2 separate regions of the Mus musculus genome follow, and region 2 is linked to region 1. Evidence: chromatin loops called from intact Hi-C (ENCODE). Cell type or tissue: gastrocnemius. All regions are shown on one strand. Links, peaks and the distances in the headings refer to the core of each region. The heading gives the core; the rest is flanking DNA. Region 1 overlaps Ppa1 (pyrophosphatase (inorganic) 1). Region 2 overlaps Aifm2 (apoptosis-inducing factor, mitochondrion-associated 2).

Region 1 (8,333 bases), core at 182-8,181:
CGAGGGGACATTACTGTGCATCTGATGGAGACATGAGGACCCGTAGGGCTTGCTGGCCAGCCAGTCTAGCCCAGTCAGTAAGCTCCAGGTTCCATTGTGCCTGTGGTCTTCAAGAGCTCTGCACACCCACAGACATAAAAATAAAGTTCAGGTGAAATAAATGAGAGTGTGTACCATAGGTCACTACCTGACACTTTTAGAGACGAGGAAACAGGGTTAGTGCCTGTAGCTTGCCTGAGTACAGAGCTGATGAGACAGGCCTGGATCCAAGCTGAGGATTTCCTAGCTCCAAAGGCCATGAACTCACTCACCTAAAACAGTTCTGGCTGGTACCTTTGGTGCAAGGCAAATGACTTAAGGGTTCAGTTCACTGATTGCAGATTGTAATTGTTGACTTCCACCTTCAGTAAAGATTTCACTGTCTGCTAACATAATAGTAATTTAAAAGTTTTTGCTTTCGAATGGGATGCTGGGAACTAGACATGGAACAAGCCTTCTGTATGTGCAAGAGGTTCCATTCTCAGATTCCTACAAACAGCTTGCTTTTTTTCAACAGGTACTCGAAATGTTATATTAACTTGCAATGTAGACCAGGCTGGCCTTGAACTCAAGAGTTCTGCCTACATGTGCCTCATGAGTACAAGGATTAAAGGTGTGCACCACTGTGCAGTCTTTATTTAATAGTATATAACTGAATTCTAAGACTACTGGTAGGAAAGAAACACAGTACCGACGCCAGTGTGGGAATGTTGGCTCCAGAATAAGAAACTATCCTAAGCCAAGTTTCAGTAAAATAATTTTATTTCCTAACACAGTAAACATGTACATCCAATAGGTGTCCACACTGCACATCCATGCACAAATGACTTCCATGTCCCCACGGCTTTGAGAGCTAAGGTTTAATAAAAGCTGTCTTGGTTGAGATGTGAGGTGTCTAGATGGCTAACCTTCTGAACCAGTTCTGAACTAGTGGACCAGTCACAGCAGAGTCTACTTCATTCGGTGAGCTACAGAAATTTAGAGCTTGGAAAATCTTTTGCATCTAATGCTTCCAGGTGAACAGGATGCGGCCGTAACAGCTCGTGTTCCAGAGGAAGCTCTTCAGTTTTTCTGCTGATGGAACCATTTATCCACTGTATCCAGAAGGGGAAAAAAAAAAAAAAAAAAAGACAAATTGGAATCTGTTAAAAACCCAAATTATCAACATCTAACAAAGAAAAAGCTGGCGATGTAACTCAGAATGCTTGCCAAACAAGGAATACTAGATATACTGCTCTGCAAGGCTCCTCCTCTAGACTTCCAGAACACGTATGCAAAGTTACAGTTGCAGGGCTGGAACTCAGCAGCGTTTAGCCAAAGGCTTTCTCACTCTACCCTCTCCCTTCCTGTGTGGAGATGAGGTTTCATATGGTCTCAGCTGATTTGAAACTCATTATGGAGCCCAGGTCATCCCCAAACTCTTGGACACCAGGGATTAAAGGCACGCACTACCATGCCAGCAGGGCCCTTTTCTCAACAGAAGAAACTTATGGATTCCTTTTTCTCTTCTTTGTTTGTTTGTTTTGTTTTTTTCAGACAGGGTTTTGCTATGTAACCCAGACGGACTGGCCTTCAGCCTGTGACCCTCCAGCCTCAGGTTCCAGAGTGCTGGGATTGCAGGTATGCAATCCTTCTAAAGAGGGCTCGGGTCGGGGCCATTTTTCTGAATGAAGCAGGCAGTGTTTGGATGAGAATGTAGAACACAGCCCATAAGGCGTCCTTTCCACAGTGTCCACATGGAATCTGAGGGGCCAGGGTGATAGAATGTGCCCTAAAATAAGAAAGAAGGAAAAAGGAAAGGTGGGGTACAGTGTCCCTCACATAAGCACTGTGGAACGTTAGCATAGCTGACATAGCCTGCCAAGGGAAATAAAGACAGACACAAAAGGCAGACAATGCGACTAATCCTACTATGTGTGGAACTGTACAGAGGGGTTGCCAGGGGCTGAGGGCAGCCAGGGCAGCTAGATAGGAAGGGGAAAGGTGCTGACCAGCGGGCACACCATGGATGTCAGGTCAGAGCAATGAGCTTTATGAATTTATTTAATATGGAATGGTGACTGTAGTAATAACACATTGCCTATGAATTTCTCCTTCCTGCTGCTGGAAATAAACACGGGTCCTCCAGCATGTTACACACACATCTACATCAATCTACCCTCCTGGTCCCGTTATGTATTTGAAAGTGGCTACAACTGTATATTTTAAAGGTTTAAATGTTTGCCCACAAATAAGTATGTGAGGGGATACATTTCCTAACTTGATTTAATATTTCCAAATTATAAACACACATCAAAACAAACTTATAAGTATAAATAACTATTGTCAAGTAAAATATATATTTTTTATTTTATGTCAAGTAAAATATATTAGTCAAGTAGTGTGTATATGTGTATATATATATATATATATACACACACACATACACACACATATAATTTACATACAGACACATCACTCTAGTATATTCAAGTCTTACCATCTGTCGGCAGTGAGCAGGCAGATTCACATGGTGGTGGCAACTAAAATGGAACATTAAAATATTAAAATAGAGTCCTACCTGAAGAGGGAAAGCTAAATGCATACTGACAGAATTGGGAAACAATGCAAACAGGAGATTGTCCCTGTTTGGCTCTAAAAATAACTTATAGGAACAATGGAGGGTGTGAGCTGATAAGAGGTCAATATATACAATTTGTTCAATGTAATATTTCTATTTTTTTAAAAAGAACTCTTTAATCTTATGTGCATGGATATTTAGCCTGATCGTGTATGTGCACCACGTACATTCTTAGTGGCTATGGAGCTGGAGTCAGATCCCCTGGAACTAGAGCTATGGAAGGTTTTAGACCACCATAAGGATGCTGGGAACTGAACCCTCGTCCTGTGGAGGGAAGTCCTCTTACCCATTTAGCCATTTCTCCAGTCCCTGGATTCGAGCCTCTTAGGGACACACATGTAAGAATGTTTTTGAAATAAAAGAAACCCAGCATGCATGTATCATGATTCCATTTTCCCTAGCCACCCCCCTCCTTTTTTTTTGAAACAGGGTTTTGAGGTGTGGCCCAAGCTAGCAGAGAACTCTTTTGCGCTATCCTTCTGACTCTGCCTCCGGAGCCACTATGCCCAGTTTTGTTTTTCCTGTTCATCTCACTGTCAGGATTCATGTGGAAACAAAGATGAACCTAAATGCCCTGGCTCAACAAGTCCTTTTCCTTTGTCATCCTCATTGGCGAGGCTGTGGGAACTCAGAGGTCATTTTCTTCCATTTGCCAGTTTTGATGGCATAAATGAAAAAAAAAATGAAAAAAAAAAAAGAAAGAAAAAGACTTGTTTTTATTTTATGTCTGTGTTTTACTACATGTATATCTGTATGACATGTGCATACAAGTGCCTAGGTGGGATCCCCTTGCAGCCAGAGTGACAGGTGGTTAGTTGTAAGGCTCTACTTGGGTGCTGGGAACAGAACGTGGGTCCTTTGCAGAAGCAGCAAGTGATCTTAACCACTGAGCCATCCATCCAGCCCAAATTTTTAAATGATGTAGTTCAGTCTTTTCTAAGTCAACAAAAAAAAAAAAAAGCACAGGGGCCAAGTGTGGCCCACATACACACCACTAATACCAGCACTTGGTACACAGAGGTGGGTGGGCAGAGCTGTCATTTCAAAGCCAGCCTTACTACTCAAAAAACTGGAGAGATGGCTCATCAGTTAACAGCACTTGGCTCTAAAATTAATTTACAGGAACAATACAGGGTGTGATCTGCTAAGAGGTCAATCAATATATACAATTTTTTCAATACAATATTTCAATTAAAAAAAGAATTACTTAATTTTATATGTATGGGTATTTTGGCTGCTATCTGTTAACCTCTTCCGGAGGTCCTGAGTTCAATTCTCAGCAACCACATGGTGGCTCATAACCATCTGTAAGGGGATCTGATGCCCTCTTCTGGCCTGGAAGTGTATACACAGCAGAGCACTCATACATTAAATTCAATGATAATAATAGTAATTATTCCCCTAACAGCAAGGTGCTGCTGGAGGTGCTGGTGTCCTATCCGTCCCCTCAGGGATCCTCAAGTGTGCTTACTCCCTGTCTTAGCTCCACACAACTCAACTAGCTTCCTACGTGGTGTCTTGTAGAAGATGGTTTGACAGTGATGGGCTCCTGGGCTAAGTACACTGTGCGACCCATCACTCTGGTTTTTACAAGTTATCTACTCTGCTTCGGGTGGGCCAGCACCAGTCTTCAGTTTTCCCCTCAAGCATCTATTTGTCTGTGCTCAGAGTTCTGACCTTCAGATGTCACACAGTAATGTGCACATGAAAGACACCCAAATACTTGTTGCAGCAAGTATTTCTTCCCTTGGAGGACCCTATCGCTCAGCCACCGCACTGTTTCAAAGCAAGCAAGCATTACGTACAGCATCCACAATGGCTTTGGCAGCATCAGGATCGCACTTGAAGGGGCTCTCCGACACCGTGGTGTTCATGCTATTGAATGAAATGAACATAATCAGAACACAAACGAACAATAAAGCCTTCTCAAAATTTTAAAAAACCAGACCTGGCTTATGCAACACTGGGGGTGGAGTCTAGGGCTTTGTGTATTCCAGGCAAGCACTGCACCAACTCAGCTACTCAGCCTCAGAGCTGAATTTGAAATTTATGACTAAGACTGTGTATTTTTTAGCAACTAAACTTCTAGCTTTCCTACATTGAGTTAATCTGTCTCTCCCCCCCCCCCACTTTGGCTCTCTTAGATGTATTTGAGTGCTTAGTCATCAGGGAGTGGCAAAATTAGGTGTGGCTTATTGGGGTGTGTGTGGCCTTGTTGGAGGAAGTGTGTCACTGGGATTGGGATCTGAGGCTTCAAAGCCTATACTGGGCCCAGTTCTCACTTGGCCTGTGGATCAGGATGTAGCTCTCAGCTCTTGTTCCAATGCCATGTGTGCTACCATAGTGGACCTCTGAAACTATAAGCAAGCCCCTAGTTAAGTATTTCCTTTTATAATGATAAGAGTTGTCTTGGTCATGGTGTCTCTTCAGAACAATAAAACAGGGACTTAAGACAAATAAGCTTTTTATAAATTATGACTGATTAAGGCCTTTTAAATCCCTTTAAAAAATTTATCTGTTTTGTGTGTGTGTGTGTGTGTGTAGCTACACACACATACCACAGTGTTTATAGAGGTTAGAGAACAATTTATGGGAGCTACTCTTGGCAGCAAGAGCCTTTACCTGATGAGCTATCTTGAAGCCCACATTTTGCTTTTGCTTTTTTTTGTTAGTTTCCCCAGCACTAGGACCTGAACCCTGGTGTTTTCAAGACAACGAGCCGACAGTTATTCTGGAGTGACTCTGGCTAGGCTCACGGCCAATATCTTTTTCATGTTTGGCAAGTATTAATTGCTCAATTAACATAACTATTATTATGAGTGGGAGTAAGTTCAGTGAGCATAAGATCCTGGCAAAGACTGCTCTACACACGGCAGTTAGAACAGTTAATAAACCCTGAGCCCAGACAGCTCGGCAGGGACTCTTCAGATTGCTGGTCCACAGGGAGACGGGCAAACCTGACTGGAATGCAGCCAACCGTGCTTTCTGGGAAATGAAGCCACAGCCACTGAGGTATGGTATATGCTGTCCCACCAACTCTAAGAATCATGGCGGAAAGGACACTAGCCTCCCACCCTTCAGACACACGGGGTCCACTGTTCTGAGACAGCAGTTTGTTTCTCTGGAACGTTGTTTTCAAAAAGTGTGCATGAAGCAGTGTTGATGGTCCTCCAGGCAGTCTGAAGAGAAGATACACTCTCCACCCCTGCCCAGCTCCCACATTACCTATTCATATCTGAGATGGCAAGGCATGCACACCTTTAGCTGATGCGCCCTGATGCTAGCTCACAAGCTTTGACCTCAGTACCCAGATGAATGTCGTTTCTATTTGTTTAAAGAGGATTTTATAAACATTTATTTTCATTACTTTTGATTATGTGTATGTAGCTATGTGAGGGCAGGAGCCCGAGGAGGCCAGAAGTACAGGATCCTAGGAAACTGGAGTTAGACAGTTATGAGCCTCCCGAGGTCCGGTAACCAAAGTTGAAGAGCGCCAAGTGCTATTAACCCTCCAGCCCTCGTAGAGAGGATCTTACGGGCAGTTTAAGTTGCTGATGAATAAACCTGAATAGAAACACTAGCATAATCCATTTTTATTTTATTTATTTGTTGAGAAAGGGTCTCACTATGTAGCCTTGGTTGGCCAACTACTTTAAACTCACATAAACCTGCCTGCCTCTGCCTCTCTATTGTGTGGAATAAAGGTATGTACTACCATACCCAGCTTGATTGATTTATTTATTCATTTATTTATTTATATTTATTATTGTGTGTGTGTGCAAGCATGTGCACAATCTGTGCATATCTGGAAATGACCATGCTATGGCTCACATGCAGGTCAGAGGAAAACTGTGGAGTTCTCAGGGCTGGGACTCTGATCATCAGGTTTGTGCAGCAACCAACTGAATCATCTTACAAACACTAACTCTTTTTTAGATTTTTTTTCTATATAAATCCAAGAGTATAGAGAAGCAAGCAGGTATGGGAACAACAGTATGCCTGAGAGTCTAGGCGGTTTGTATGCACCACCTGCCTTGCTAATACTGTATTGGCAACCTAGCTACTTATATGTTTGAGCACTGTATCCCCTCTGTGAAAATGACACCTAACTATTGTCTAACCTTCTCTGCCCCTAACAAGCATTAAATAGAGACAGTCTATATTCAAGTATATTTCAATGTATCCTATGTTAAGGATGGAAAAGCAATTTGTCTTGAACTGGTTTGGCTCGGTGAGGGGGTGGGGGTGGGGCTGAGGGGAAACGGGGAAACTGTGTCCTCTAATAACCCCAGTTTTAGAGAGAATCCCCCACTTAGCATCTTATGACTATGCATAATTCGTCACGCACAGGATTGTGGGAAGGACCGTGCCCAATAGAAGATATGCCCTAATCTAACAAGACCGTGCAATCCCTTTCTAATCTGTACCACAGCTCCACTCTAAACAGACATTCTTTGCTATTTTTGCAAATCTGTGTGTGTTCTTGTTTTATTTAGATCTGTGAGTAAGAGGCAAGGAGTCTGGAAACACCTGTTTTACTCTTACCACTGGTAACATTACAATCAGTAGAATGTCTGCTGCAAGCTGTGTTAAAGGCACAGAAAAGGAGAGTTAACACTTACCAACTGATTCCTTTCCCATCTGTTTTCTTAGTCACTAATGCTTTCCAATAATCGTGGGTGCTTTTAATAATGTCAACTGCAAAGTCCTGTAAGTTGAAGACAGGCGTTAGGACAGTATATAAGGAGGTCTCTTCTTACCACTTACATAACCCAAAACTCGATACTATTTTTTTTTTAAGTCAGGAAGTAATTTAACCAAAGGAAATTTTGTTAAGAAGGGAAGATATATTTCCTTTATATAAATAAAAGGCCAAGACTGCCTTGCATCTTTAGAATCCCCCACCCCTTACAAAACTGTCTTTTCAGCTTTCGTGGTTTTTAAAAATTGCTGCGTTTTATAAAAATGTCTTCCAGTAAATCAGTGAGTCTATCGAACAGTGGGACTTCACGTAAACTGTTAGGTTCAACTGGTGGAAAGGAGCCCCGTACTGCAGGTTTCATGGGTAATTCTGGGAGGGTTAGTGCTAGGGACGGAGCCCAGGGTCTTACATACACTACACAAGAACTTATACATACCATGGAAACATACCCCTGGCCCTTTCTCTCATGAACCTTTACATGGGAACAACATAGTAAAATACTAAGTCCCGATACAAATGCTCTAAAGCCACAGGTTTAAAAAGACACAATACCTTGTTTTTAAATTCTGCATTGAATGCAAACTCATTTTCTGGTTTTCCATCAGGAACCTTATACCTTCTAAACCAATCAACAGTAGCTTCTAAATAGCCGGGTTTTAGCCGTTCGACATCAGAAATATCTAAGGAAAGAAACCCGACACATCGCACAATGAGTATTTAGGCATTCGTCAAAAATATCAAGTTTACATTGAGATATACAGGGAAAATTGTAAAGAAGTCCAAGATAATATTAAAGCTGAGAAAAGAACACTTTAAAAATTAAAAAAAAAAAATTCATCCTGCATCTTTGAGTAGCTTTGACATTAAGAACTGAAGAGAGCGACCAAGCCTGACTAACTGCTATCGGATCCAAGAAGAGAAGTGAGTGGGGCTGTGTAATCAAACCGGTTTGGCTGCTAGCATCTTTCTGTA
Region 2 (8,333 bases), core at 300-8,299, 63 kb before region 1:
AGTCTCAACTCCAGTCTGGAACAGACCTTGGTCACAGCCCAAATGGGGATGGGCTGGAAGCACCAGAGATGCTGGTATCTCAAGGACTCTTGCCACCTATAACCAAAGGCCAAGGCCAAAGCAAGCTGGAAGAGGCAGGGGAGGGTGAACCATGCCGAAATCTACTGGAGTGGACTCCCAGTCTCTTCTGCTATAGACATTGAACTTAGGCCATGCACAAGTGGCTACTCCCTACTTGGATAGAGAAGTCCTTCAAATACTTCATACACCTTAGCAATCTATAGCGGACATGGTGACCCAGGAGGGCCCAAGTGACAGGAGCTGGCCAGGAAATGAGCAGCACAGCTCCCCACCCACTAACAGCAGCCTGTTAGTAACCTGGAAACCACTAGGTACCATCCAGAGATGCCCATCTGGTCTTTGGCGATCAAGCAGCCAGTACCCTCCCCAAATCACAGGTCTCCATCCCTGGATTCCTGCACCCAGCCAGGCTCAGCCTCTCTAGACATAAACTTCACCCTGTTGGGGTAGTATTTGAGTGACTGTCCTCAGAAGCAAGCAACCACCAGCCCAGAGGGGGGTGGAGGTGTTCAGCTGTTCCCCCTTTTAAAAGGGTTGTCCCAGCTGGCCTTGCTGACTGATTTTATCTGATTGTGGAGTGGTGTCAAGGACCAGGAGACTCTCATCTGTGTATCCAGTGGCGCCCTACCACCTGTTATACACCACTCTGCTTTAATGACACTCACTGGTTCCTTGGAGTAAAGTCTGACAGAACCCTGCCTCAGTTTGTCAGTGAGACCTTAGGAGAAGGGGCAGATGTGGCTTATATCTCCCCCACCTTCCCAAAGAGATTTCAGCAACGGATGGGTGAGCTAGAGGGGAATTTTGTCTGACTCTTCGTACATGCACCTATGACACACAGGCAAGCCGGATATGGAGATAAAGGCTCATGAAGGTTAAAGATGGGCCCAAGGTACCAGAAAAGACTGAGACAGGAGCATTACCTGAACTCAGGAGTTCTAGGCCAATCTGAATAATGTAGGTAGACATGGTGGGGGGCAGAGAGAGATTCTGCACTCATGCTGTGTGAGTGTTGTTAGGAGGGAAGGAGAGAGAGAGGAAGGGGGGGTGCTAATCATAGAGTAACAAAAGGCCTCAGTTAATAACGTACTTGCTGTAAGATATACAGGCTCCCCCACCCCAGCACCCCTCCTTGGTCTCGTGCTGTGGGCTCTCTTTACTATACTACAGATGAGGAGCCAACTAGAGGAGCCCAGCTCTGCCCAACAAGAGCTCTGAACAGTTCTCCCAAAGCCTGATGCTTTCATGTGCACACACAGACAGAAGCCTGCAGTAGGGGAGCTCCCTCTGCCTCCCCAACACCCTTTAGCTAGCACAGCTGCAGGCAGACCTTCCAAACCCGGAACGAATCTTCTAGGCTAATTGTTCTTTTTTTAATGCCTCCCCCCACCCTTTACTCTCTGTCTCTCATTTCTGGCTTTACTCAAAATGTATTTCCAGCCAGCACATGACTGACACCACGATCCAGACAAAGAGCTCCGCCCTTGGCACCTGTCAGAAGGGTGTCCTTTGTCAAGCAGTCTGTCACCCCTCCGAGCGGTACCTCGACTCCCACGCAGCCTCCCTGTCACGGTGGAGACTGCCGCATGGTTTTCCAGCTTGTGGAGATGAGAAGGTCCCTGCTCTTGGCCAGCCGCACCATGAGGCGGCCTACGTAGAAGCCACTGATCTGACCCACGCCATCATTTCTGCCCATGGACAGGAGGAATGTCAGCGCACCTGGGAGGCAGACACACACAGCAAGACGATGCTTGAGTGCTTGAGGGATGCAGGCCTGATGTTTGAGACTCCAGCAGGCAGCCATGCATAATACCTTTTAGGAAAGCAAGTCGTGTGTGTGTGTGTGTGTGTGTGTGTGTGTGTGTGTGTGTGTGTACACCAACCATGCATACCCTTTAAGAAAGCAAATCAGATGTTTGGTGTGTGTGCTTGTGTGGTGCAGATCAGGAGACAACCTGGGCTATCATTCTTCAGGTGACATTCACATTTTTTTTTAAAGCTGGATTTTTTTTTGTTTCCTGACCACAAGGCCCAGTTTTTTGTCTTTTTCTTAACACGTGTTCTAGGCATCAAACTAGGCCCCTGCTTTTTAAGTACTTTACTGACTGAGCCATCTCCCCCAGCCTCTTTTGTTAGCAATACTGTCAGTGAAACCCGGGGCTTCAGTGTGCCAGGCAAGAATTCTACCAGGGAGCTACAGCCAAAAGCATGTTTGGTTTTAAAGAGGCTTTGTGCGGAGACCTGCAGTCTGGTGGTAATTCATGTTATAGCACTGGGCCACTTCGTTCTGACCCTCCCTTGGGGCAGTCGGGACCTTAATATGGCCTCATCTCTCTTTTTTTTATTTTTTTAAAAGATTTGTTATATTTATGTGAGTACACTATAGCTGTTCTTAGAAGAAGGCATCAGATCCCATTATAGATGGCTGTGAGCCACCATGTGGTTCCTGGGAATTGAACTCAGGACATTTGGAAGAGTGCTCTTAACTGCTGAGATATCCCTCCAGCCCAGGCCTCATCTCTTAAAGTTGGGTAGTTAAGCTAGTGGACTGATGCATGTTTAAGCATCTACTAGGAGAGTAAGGCCCCAAAGCCTTTCGCATGTCTAATCCCAAACCAACAAACATAAACAGGCTTTCCTCACCTGGCTTGTAAGCTTTGAGTGGCCTCTGCTTCATGGAGTTGACGATGTTGGCCACGGCAACATTGGCATGCAGGCCAGCGTGGTAGGCCATCTTGGGCTCCTTGGTATCGGCACAGTCACCAATGGCATAAATATTGCTGTAACCTTCCACCTGGAGGAACTCGTTCACTTTCAGAGCACCATTGCTAGCCAGCCTACTCTCTGCTGGGCAAGATGACACCACGTTAAGTCGCCTCCGGAATTGCATGAGTACAGGGTGTGGGTTCAGTCACTTTGGAGGTATGTGCTAAGAAATGGCACCCCCACCTGCCGTCATCCAGCCTGAAGTCCCCACCCAAGACCCTGCCTGCCGAAGCAAGCCTAACCCACAAGAACAGAGGCAGATCACTGGAAAGCCAGGGAGCTCACTACAAGTCCCCCGGCTTCCCAAGTCTCTAACTGTCTTTGGAACATCCATGGGAATTTCAGAATACACACAGGCCTTTTCTAAACGACAAACAGCTTCCCTTATAGGGGTTGAAAAGAACTTATCTTTGGAAATACATTAGGATAATGAGACATTAAACCCTGGGATTTCTGCCCACTACCCCTGTGGACTGGCTTCCTTCTGGATTGAAAACTAACTTCCTGTTGGATCTGGCTGAGACTGGTCAGGGAAGGATGCTCGACAGTGGAAAAATGACAGGTACCTGGAGATGCAGAGTAACCATGGAGCTTGGCCCCTGAGTCTTACTCTCCTATGTAGATGCTTAAACATGCATCGGTCCACTGTCTAACTACTGAACTTTGAGAGATGAGGCCATATTAAGGTTCCGACTCCCCCAAAGGGAGGTTCAGAATGAAGTGGCCCGATGCTTGGATCTGGATTTGGAGAGAGCAGCGTACCTGTGGATGGAGAAAAGCCTGACCTGGGACTTCCTGGGCTTCCTCAATGAAAGCATCAAGAAAAGAGGCCATTCTCACCTCTCTGAAGCCTGTTCCTATCTCTCGCCACTAGGGGGAAGCACTCACCTGGAAGGGGAGGATTCTGGCCTCCAAGGGGGGTGTGGGTGAGAGAAGGGGGGAGGAACAGCTGGGCTTGGCTCACCTGAATTTAAAGTTCAAGGTCTAATGAACTTCTGGGATAAAAGGAGGAGACACGGAGTGCTGGTTCAGGTGGCAAGGACTATGGTGTGTCTGCAAATGCCAGGGCAGCTTAGGGAGCAACAACCTCTGGGCCACTCACTCACCAAATGCACTGCGGTAGGCAGAGCTGTTGATCTTGATCCCATTGCACACAATCACCATGTTGGTGGCCACCTCCGTGCCCTTGTCTGTCTCCACCTTGATGTACTCCCGATACTCATTGCGAGGCAGTTCCTCCAGGTTGCTCACCCGCTCACCTGTGGGAGGGTTCCGTGACAGGAAGCTGACAGAGGACAGCACACCCCGTGGTGGACCAAGGGAAAAGTCGTCCCTCATGACTCCCTCCGTCCACTCTCCTGAGCAGCAGGATCTGGACGTCTGTCCCCAAGGGGTCCATCTGGAGGGAAGTTCCAGGAAGCTGCGAGGGGGAAGCCAAGCCAAGCTTCCCGAGTTCTAGGAAACAGGACTCAGTGGAAGGCCCCTTCCTTCTCGGAATGGCAGCTCGCACATCCTAAGCAGAAGGCCTCTCCGTACAGCATCCACCAGAAAGCAGAGAAAGGACTCCGTTGGCAGGAGGCTTGTAGAGCATGCAGAAAGCCCTGTGTCTATACCCAATGCCACATCAACTAAGCAGAGTGTATGCCAGTACTCTGGAAACAGAGACAGGAAGATGAGATGCTCAAAGTTCTTCTTGGCTATACAGTTTAAGGCCACAAGGCCAGCCTGAACTACATACATGATATACTCTTTCTCAAAATAAAATATTCATATATACGGAAGGGCTGGGAAGAGGGCTCAGTGGTTAAGAACACTGGTACTCTTCCAGGGGATCCAGGTTTGACTCCCACCATCCAAACAGAAGATAAAAACCATCTGTAACTCAACTCCAGTTCAAGGGGATCTGATTCCTTCCTCTGGCCTCCATAGGCTCTGGGTACACTCTAGGTACACAGACAAAACATTCACACAGGGGCTGGAGAGATGGCTCAGCGGTTAAGAGCACTGCTGTTCTTTCAGAGGTCCTGAGTTCAAATCCCAGCAACCACATGGTGGCTCACAACCATCTGTAATGAGATCTGACGCCCTCTTCTGGTGTGTCTGAAGACAGCTAATCTTAAAAATAAAATAAAATAAAATAAAATTCTCTTTAAAAAACATACACACACATAAAATAAATTTTAAAGAACGAATAGATGGATGGATGGATGGATGCTAGGTGAAACTCAGCGGTAGATAGATGGATAGATGGATGGATGCTATGTGAGACTCAGAGATGGATGGATGGATGGATGGATGGATGGCAAACAGAAGAGAAAATGAGGAAACCTGTCTGGAAGTAAAGTGCTTCCTATCCTCCATGACCAGTTAACAACGGAGGCTGTGATAGCTGAGAGGGGTTTCCACGGCAACCACCTCACAGCCTTCTAAGAGAACAGGAAGGCAACACCCAGGTGCCATCCCACTCCAAATGCTGGGAAGCTCTGTCCCTTCCTGCTCTGGACAAAAAGCCACACCCAAAAATCAGGGTGGTGATGGCACACACCTTTAGTCCCAGTACTCAGGAGGGCAGAGGCAGGCAGATCTCTGAGTTTGAGGCCAGCCTGGTCTACAAAGTGAGTTCCAGGACAGCCAGGGCTACACAGAGAAACCCTGTCTCAAAAAACTGAAAGGAAGAGGGAAAGAAAGAAAAAAAAGGAAGGAAGGAAGGAAGGAAGGAAGGAAGGAAGGAAGGAAGGAAGGAAGGAAGGAAGGAAGGAAGAGACAGACACATGTAATGCCTCAGATTACAAGTCTGTTCCCTCTTCCACTGAGACATCAAAAATGAAAACAAGGGCCGATCTTTGGAAGACTTAACTCATTCAGTAAATAGCATCCACCTGTCCTGTTCCTAAGCTACAGCGGGGAACTGCTGCACCCTGGGACTCCAGCTGGACACAGCTCAAGCCAGCTCTGATGCCTGAGTCGTCCTGCTGCTCCCAGATACAGTGGGAAGGAGGGAGCCCAGCCGGCCGGTCGGCCATGGCTGGGGCTCTGGGCAGTACATCAGCACTTGAGGAAAGGGGCTGGGGTTGGCTGGGCAGGACGGGTGACCTCTCACGTACTCAGCAGCAGCTGCACACCCTTCCGGAGGAGGATCTCCTTCACTTCCTGCCGCACACAGGGCAGGAGTTCCTTGTCGGCCAGGGGTACTCTGGAGTGGATAAGAGTGACCTGGGACAGACAAACAAACAAACAAACAAACCCACAGGGCTTGAGCGGGAAGCCTCCGAGTCCTCTCTCCGACTTCCCATCTAATACTGAGGAGACAGAGCATCAGCTATGATCTCTGCAGGGTTCAGGGCCGCAGCCCACATCTCAGTACTCAGAACTCGGTGCCCCTAAACCAGAGACCCACGTGTCTCTGTACAATGCCTCACCTAAGGCAAACAGACAATTCCTTCAGGATACAAAACTGTATAATCACTATATAAGCTGCTGGCATTCCAATGTGAATACCAGGCTGATAGCAACACTAACACAAGTTCTACTTATTTATTTGTTTGTTTGTCTATCTACCTATCTATCTATCTATCTATCTATCTATTTATCTATCTAGGTTTTTCAAGACAGGGTTTCTCTGTGTAGCCCCGACTGTCCTGAAGCTCTGTAGACCAGGCTATCCTCAAACTCAGAGATCTGCATGCCTCTGTCTCCCAAGTGCTGGGATTAAAAGCATGTGCCACCACCACCCAACTAAGTAAAACTTTTAAATTATTTTATTTTGTATTTTGAGACAGGATCTCTCTGTGTTAGTGGTGTTCACCCTGTGGGTCACAACCCTTAGGGATCAACTCAGACCATCAGAAATATTATATATTTACATGACGAGTCATATAATAGCAAAATTACAATTAGGAAGCAGCAATGAAAATAATTTTATGGTTGGGGGTGGGGGGGTCACCACAACATGAGGAACTATATTAAAGGGTCACAGCATTCGGAAGGTTGAGAGCCACTGCTCTATGTAGCCCTAGCTGTCCCGGAACTAGCTAGGTAGACCTGATTGGCCTCAAACTCACAGAGATGCTCCTGCCTGTGCCTCCTGAGTGCTGGAAAAAAAAGGTTTGTGCCACTATGCTTGGCTCTAAATAAAAATATGATAAAGAGGGGCTGAGAGATGGCTCAGAGGTTAAGAGCACTGACTGCTCTTCCGGAGGTCCTGAGTTCAATTCCCAGCAACCACATGGTGGCTCACAACCATCTGTAATGGAATCCAATGCCCTCTTCTGGTGTGTCTGACAGCTACAGTGTACTCATATACTATATATATACATACATGGTAACTCAGCACATGCCAATCCCACAATGATGGGTGGGTGGCTTCTGTAGGACTCTTCCATGCCTACCAATACAACATAGATCTTATACATAATTAGTTGAAATGTACTACTTCAATCTTTACCCCTGAGGCATGGCAAGAATAACCCCATCTGTCCCCGGTTGCAGACACAGAGCTCTTAAGCCCTTCCAGTGCTGGGAACGCCATGGATTCTGATAATCGGCTGCAACTCCCAACCCAGAGCTTCTGAGATCTTCGTGATTCTCTGAATGATAAAACTGCTGAATGTCTTGGAATTTCCTGAGTGATGGGCTCATCCTTCGTTCTGATGAGACAGCAGCCTCAGAGTCAAACCACGATGGGAGCTTCCAATCCCTTCCCCAATCTCCAGGAGGCAGACGGGGGCTAGAGTTGGGAGTTCCACGGTTCATCATGGCTCCCCAACAAAGCCTTCAAAGATTCCCTCCAGGGCCTGGAGAGCCTCAACATGCATAACCATGTCCATATGGCACACCCCAACGTCAGGGAGAAAGAGGGCCCTGTGCTTGGGCCCTCTTTATCTGGCTGTTCATTGATGTCCTTAAAAGGCTTCCCCCCTACCCCCCCCCCAGACAGGGTTTCTCTGTGTAGCCTTGGCTGTCCTGGAACTCACTTTGTAGACCAGGCTGGCCTTGAACTCAGCAATCCGCCTGCCTCTGCTTCCCAAGTGCTGGGATTAAAGGCATGCGCCACCACCACCCGGCAGTCTTAAAAGGCATTCTTAATTTTTAGTTATGTGTATAGGTGTCTGTTTGTGGCTAGTGCATGTGAGTGCAGTGCCTGTTGAGTCCAGAAGAGGGCATCAGATCAGATCCCCGGGAATCTGCTGGAGTTACTGGCAGTGTGAGTCTCAGATGTGGGTGCTGAGAACCAAACCTGGGTCCTCTGCAAGAGCAGGATGAGCTCTCAACCACACAGTCATCTCTCCAGCCCCATCTGTGTCCTTTAAAACATCCTTTGTGGTAGGTAACTCGGCAATGGTTAAGTGCGGTAGTTTGAATGAAAATGGCCCCATAGACTCATAGGGACTGTGGCATTGTTGGAGGAAGTGTGTCACTGGGTTTGGGTCTTGAAGTTTCAGAAGCACAAGGCAGGTCAAGTGTGTCTCACTGTCTCATCCTGCAGA

Evidence for each region. A loop is a pair of places that touch in the nucleus more often than their neighbours do. Peaks named below come from ENCODE experiments on the same cell type or tissue, not always from the same donor. Only the 100,000 strongest peaks of a DNase experiment are listed, where the experiment ranks them.
Region 2: it touches region 1 in a loop (2.9-fold over the local background); 2 of 42 quality-filtered maps call a loop at or near these places.

The regions. Positions count from the first base shown.
Region 1 is chr10:61,666,619-61,674,951 of GRCm38, reverse strand. It overlaps Ppa1 (pyrophosphatase (inorganic) 1), which reads right to left. Exons shown (of 11, transcript NM_026438.4): 7 at 7,914-8,041; 8 at 7,282-7,367; 9 at 4,465-4,534; 10 at 2,519-2,561; 11 at 787-1,133. The coding sequence ends at 1,102. It overlaps 1700022H01Rik (RIKEN cDNA 1700022H01 gene), which reads left to right. Exons shown (of 2, transcript NR_126477.1): 2 at 1-425. Among named protein-coding and RNA genes, the nearest start is that of Sar1a, 9.5 kb to the left of the region's middle. In gastrocnemius, for the core only: a CTCF peak has its summit at 3,978 (motif pointing left); no DNase peak of the experiment used is centred there; H3K27ac peaks cover 248 bases.
Region 2 is chr10:61,730,050-61,738,382 of GRCm38, reverse strand. It overlaps Aifm2 (apoptosis-inducing factor, mitochondrion-associated 2), which reads right to left. Exons shown (of 10, transcript NM_001284300.1): 6 at 5,952-6,060; 7 at 3,954-4,106; 8 at 2,725-2,925; 9 at 1,625-1,800. The coding sequence ends at 1,649. Among named protein-coding and RNA genes, the nearest start is that of Aifm2, 19 kb to the right of the region's middle. In gastrocnemius, for the core only: a CTCF peak has its summit at 3,716 (motif pointing right); no DNase peak of the experiment used is centred there.